2 separate regions of the Homo sapiens genome follow, and region 2 is linked to region 1. Evidence: read pairs that join two places in POLR2A ChIA-PET (ENCODE). Cell type or tissue: CD4-positive, alpha-beta T cell. All regions are shown on one strand. Region 1 has its middle 18 kb from the start of IFNGR2. Region 2 overlaps IFNAR2-IL10RB (IFNAR2-IL10RB readthrough).

Region 1 (2,500 bases):
CAGCTGTACTTGAGATGTTATTTCGGGAAACGCTCTCAACCCACTTGTAAAGAAGAGAGCAGTATCCCCTTCTCACCTGGGAGGAAAACTGAAGCTCAGAGGCCTTCTGTTAGAGGCCAAATTGGAAACAACAGAACCCACCCTAGCTAGTTTAAGCAGAAAACAAATTAATGGAAGGTCACTGGTAGCAGAATCCTTGGAAGATCCAGGAAGCCGGTTTGGAGGCCCCAAGGCCAGGAAAGGTGCTCAGTTCTCCTTCAGGGGCCGCTAGTGAGCACATTCTTTCCCCACAACCTCACTGGTACCAAGGATATTAAACGGGGTAATATTTGTCCATGAAACTGCCCCCCACCCCCAGGATATCTCATTGTTGTTTGATTTGGATTTTTTGACCGTGGATGAGGTTGGCCATCCATTGTTGTTTGAGACAGAGTTTCACGCTGGAGCGCAATGGTGCAATCTCGGCTCACCGCAACCTCCGCCTCCCAGGTTCAAGCAATTCTCCTGCCTCAGCCTTCTGAGTAGCTGGGATTACGGGCATGCACCACCACGCCCGGCTAATTTTGTATTTTTTTTTTTTTAGTAGAGATGGGGTTTCTCCATGTTGAGGCTGGTCTCGAACTGCTGACCTCAGGTGATCTGCCTGCCTCGGCCTCCCAAAGTGCTGGGATTATAGGCGTGAGCCACTGTGCCCGGCTGGCCACCCATTGTTTAACAACACTTGAATCTCTTTTTCTATTATCACATCTTTTCTCCCCCACTCCATTTTTTTTTGTCTTGTTCTGTTGCCCAGTTTGGGGTGCAGCAGCATGATCATAGCTCACTGCAACCTCAACTTCCTAGGGTCAAGCCATCCTCCCACCTCAGGCTCCCAAGTAGCTGAGACTACAGGTAGGGGTCACCATGCCCAGCTAATTAAAAATATATATAGAGAGAGACGAGGGTCTCACTAAGTTACCCTGGCCGGTCTTAAACTCCTGGGCTCAAGCCATCCTCCCGCCTCAGCCTCCCAAATGCTGGAATTACAGGCATGAGCTACCAGTCTGGCTGTTGCCCTTTTTTGAGTGGGTTATTGTCTCTTCTAAAAATTGATTCGTGTATACGTGCTCCCTCCCTGGGCACTTAATGCTGGTGACCAGTCCCTACTCCAGGCACTCCACAGGGCAGGACTCACCTTCCAGAAAGCAGTTCCACTAACCTGGGGAGAGCCCAGATGGCAAAGGAAGGCGTGATTGCAGCCTGGGATGGCTGGAAGCACTCTTAGCTAAACCGGGCTTGGACTGCCTGACGCCATCTTCAGAGAGGCTTGGGAAGCTGGGCTCAGCCACGAGGCTGGCTTGGAACTAACGGGAAAAGGGTGGACAGATGAGATTTATCTTCTCAATCATGCCGTTTGGCTAACCTACACTCAATCCAGTCTAGGCAGCTTCGCGATCGGCTTGTAACTTGTATCTAACCCATTTAGTGAGAATAACCAGCTGGTTCACGTAATGCTTGCTGCTATGCGGTTTATGTGAGAAGACACTTTTACCAGTGGTTAAAGTCCTTCGAATTCTTCACTCTTGACAGAGAAGACAAAGGACCTGTGGTTATTATGTTATAACCACACAGTATCAAAGGTTACTTAGCTAAGTGTGAAAGTAACAGTAAGCGCCGCGAACATCAAGGAAACTCAGGAAACTCTTCCTCGAAGCCTTTTGATGACATTCAGCGCTGCATAAAAATCACAGATTCCTCTCAGCTCATATGCACAGGATGCCCAGAAATAAGACTCTGTGGAATGGATTTTCTTGGTACATTCTAAGGTTCATAGAAGAATAATTAGAAGTTCTCGATCAGTTATTTAAAGGGAAGAGAGCCTTTTACTGAGGTCCAGGGTGGTCTAGGTGCACCCTGTTTCTTTCTGGAAACAAATACATAGAAACAGCTCAACTGACTTCTCATTAATAACTGTTTATAGAGAATTGATGAGGCAGCCGGGCACGGTGGCTCACACTTGAAATCCCAGCACTTTGGGAGGCCAAAGTGGGAGGATCACTTGAGATCAGGGGTTTGAGATCAGGCTGGACAATATGGTGAAACCCTGTCTCTACTAAAAATACAAAAATTAGCCAGGTGTGGTGGCGCATGCTTGTAGTCACAACTACTTGAGAGGCTGAGGCAGGAGAATCACTTGAACCCAGGAGGCGGAGGTTGCAGTGAGCCAAGATTGCACCATTGCACTCCAGCCTGGGTGACAAGAGTGAAACTAGGTCTCAAAAACAAACAAACAAACCAACCAACAAACAAAAAACCCAAAAAACAAAACTAGGATGATAGGCTGGGCGTGATGGCTCAAGCCTGTAATCCCAGCACTTTGAGAAGCCGAGGAAGGAGGATTGCTTGAGGCCAGGAGTTTGAGACCAGTCTGGGCAATGTAGTAAGACCTCCCTCTCTAAAAAAAAAAAAAAAAAAAAAAAAAAAAAAAAAAAAAAAATTTAGCCATGCATGGTGGTGCACA
Region 2 (2,500 bases), 130 kb after region 1:
TTACACTTGAGAAAGTGCCTTCATAAACATTAACCCTTTTGACTTTCAAAACAGTCTGCAAAATAGGCATTACCTCCATTCAACGGATGAGAAAACTGTAGCTCAGTGTGGCTAAGTAACTTCTCCAAGGTCACAGAGCTTGTCTGTGACAAAACTGACTGATGTCTAGTTTCTCATCTTCTCCCTTTATCAATAGACAGATATAGATAGATAGATAGATAGATAGATAGATAGATAGATGGATGGGGTCTCACTCTGTTGCCCAGGCTGGAGTGCAGTGGCATGATCTTGGCTCACTGCAACCTCCACCTCCTGGGTTCAAGAGATTCTCTTGCCTCAGTCTCCTGAGTAGCTGGGATTACAGATGCCCGCCACCATGCCTGGCTAATTTTTGTATTTTTAGTAGAGATGGGGTTTCACCATGTTGGCCACGCTGGTCTTGAACTCCTGACCGCAAGCGATCTGCCTGCCTTGGCCTTCCAAAGTGCTGGGATTACAGGCGTAAGCCACTGTGCCCAGCCATCTCCCTTTAAACACCTTGCCTCTTCTTTCCTGTAGTTGCATTTCACTTCAGAATTTAAAAGATGATATGAAGGCTCTTTCATGAATAATAACTTTTGTATCATGTTTTACAGTTTTTAAAATACATTCTTACTAGCAGTTTAATAAATGAGGATTCCTAGCAGCTCAAATACAGCCTTCAGTAATGATGTTTTTCTGTAAATTTCTGTTTGGGAGGAGGAGTTAGTAAACAAACAAACTTACGACCCAACAAACTAAAAGCTTCCCCTCCAGTGGCCAGCACACAATCTCCTTCCCTGTTTGGAAAAATTCCTTGGAAGAATGAGCTCTCTTCACTGTCTCCAATTTTTCTCCTCCCACTCTTTCTTGAATCTACTCCAACCAGCTCTTTGCCCCTAACTCTATTAAAACTACTTTTATCAAGGACACAATGTTGCTAAATCCAATAGTCAGTCCTCTTCAATTGTCCCATTTACAGCACTGGACTCAGTAGACCACTTTCACCTTCTGGAAAGTTCTTCTCTCAGCTACCGGGACATCACTCTCACCTGCTTCTCTCCCTACCATGCTGGTTGCTCTTTCTCAGTCGATTTTGCTGTTTCTTCCTCATTTGCCAGATCTCCAAATTTTGGAATGTTCCTGGGCTCTGTCACTGGATGTCTTGTTTTCTCTCTGAGTGTCTATTCCCAGGTGACCTCATCTGGTCTTAGGGCATTCAACATGCACCAAGAAGCCAGTGACTCCCAGGCTCTCTCTCTAGCTGCGGGTTCTCTCCTGGACAACAGACTGGCACATCCAGCTCCTTCCCCACGTCTCCTCCTAGATTCCTTACGGACACCTGGAATTTAACATGTCCCAAACCCTCTAACCCTATCTAACCCTCACCTGCTTCATTCATCATCTTCCATAGTTAATGGGGAAGTTAGTCTTGCTCCACATGCAAAATATATGCAGAATTATGAGCTGGGCATGGTGGCTCATGCTTGTAATCCCAACACTTTGGGAGGCTGAGGTGGGTGGATCGCCTGAGGTCAGGAGTTCAACACCAGCCTGGCCAACACAGTGAAACCCTGTCTCTACTAAAAATACAAAAAATTATCTGGGTGTGCTGGCGGGTGCCTGTAATCCCAGCTACTAGGGAGGCTGAGGCAGGAGAATGGCTTGAACCCGGGAGGCGGAGGTTGCAGTGAGCCAAGATCATGCCATTTCAGTCCAGCCTGGGCAACAAGAGCAAAACTCCATCTCAAAAACAAACAAACAAAACCCAAAATATATGCAGAATTTGATGGCCTCTCACTACTCATTACCCCTCTACTATCAAGGTCCAAGCCACCACCATCTGTTGCTTAGATTATACTAGTAGCTTATTTTTTTTTCTGGATTTAAAGGCTAATTTTCCTTATGAAGAAGATGCCTATTAACTACAGTTTTTCCTCTTATAGAGTAGTCAATATCCTAATAAGCAACAGTCTCTTATTTTAGGAATCATAATCTAAAACATAGAGTTAGTTGCTTATGGGGTGAACACAAACGAGACATGATTGAAACAGATTTAATGACACTCCACATAGTCCTTAGGCCACATAAACTTATTTTTCACCCATTTTTGCTCCTTTTCCTAGAGTACTGATTATAATCCATGTCGATATTAAAAGAAAAATGATAATAATCATATAATTTGTTACTGCCTCTTAAGTGACTGCCACCCTGGATTGTGTCTTAGTTGGTCTCCTAACTCCCATCTTTGCCCCTGTGGTCTATTTTTAACAGCCCAGCCAGGATGCTCTGTTAAGCCTTGGGTTCCACAGGCTTCCATCACACTCAGAAGACCCAGACCCACAAACTCCTACCAGGTCCAGCCACATTTACCCTCTGACCTCACCTCCTCTTCATCTCCTGCCTGGTCACTCCAGTTCAGCCACCTCTCCTCGCTGTTGCTGAAATACACCGGGCCCACTCCAGCCTCAGAGCCTTTGAA

What was found. ChIA-PET counts read pairs that join two places held together with the same protein. Peaks named below come from ENCODE experiments on the same cell type or tissue, not always from the same donor. Only the 100,000 strongest peaks of a DNase experiment are listed, where the experiment ranks them.
Region 2: POLR2A ChIA-PET joins it to region 1 with 5 read pairs; 4 of 35 experiments call an interaction of 5 or more read pairs at or near these places.

The regions. Positions count from the first base shown.
Region 1 is chr21:33,384,059-33,386,558 of GRCh38, reverse strand. No RefSeq gene overlaps it. Among named protein-coding and RNA genes, the nearest start is that of IFNGR2, 18 kb to the left of the region's middle. RefSeq lists a silencer at 311-516. In CD4-positive, alpha-beta T cell, no CTCF peak of the experiment used is centred here; a DNase peak (open chromatin) is centred at 1,558; H3K4me3 peaks cover 894 bases; H3K27ac peaks cover 806 bases.
Region 2 is chr21:33,249,822-33,252,321 of GRCh38, reverse strand. The region is part of intron 6 of IFNAR2-IL10RB (IFNAR2-IL10RB readthrough); the gene reads right to left. All of the region lies in intron 6 of IFNAR2 (interferon alpha and beta receptor subunit 2), which reads right to left. Among named protein-coding and RNA genes, the nearest start is that of IL10RB-DT, 15 kb to the left of the region's middle. In CD4-positive, alpha-beta T cell, no CTCF peak of the experiment used is centred here; no DNase peak of the experiment used is centred here; H3K27ac peaks cover 208 bases.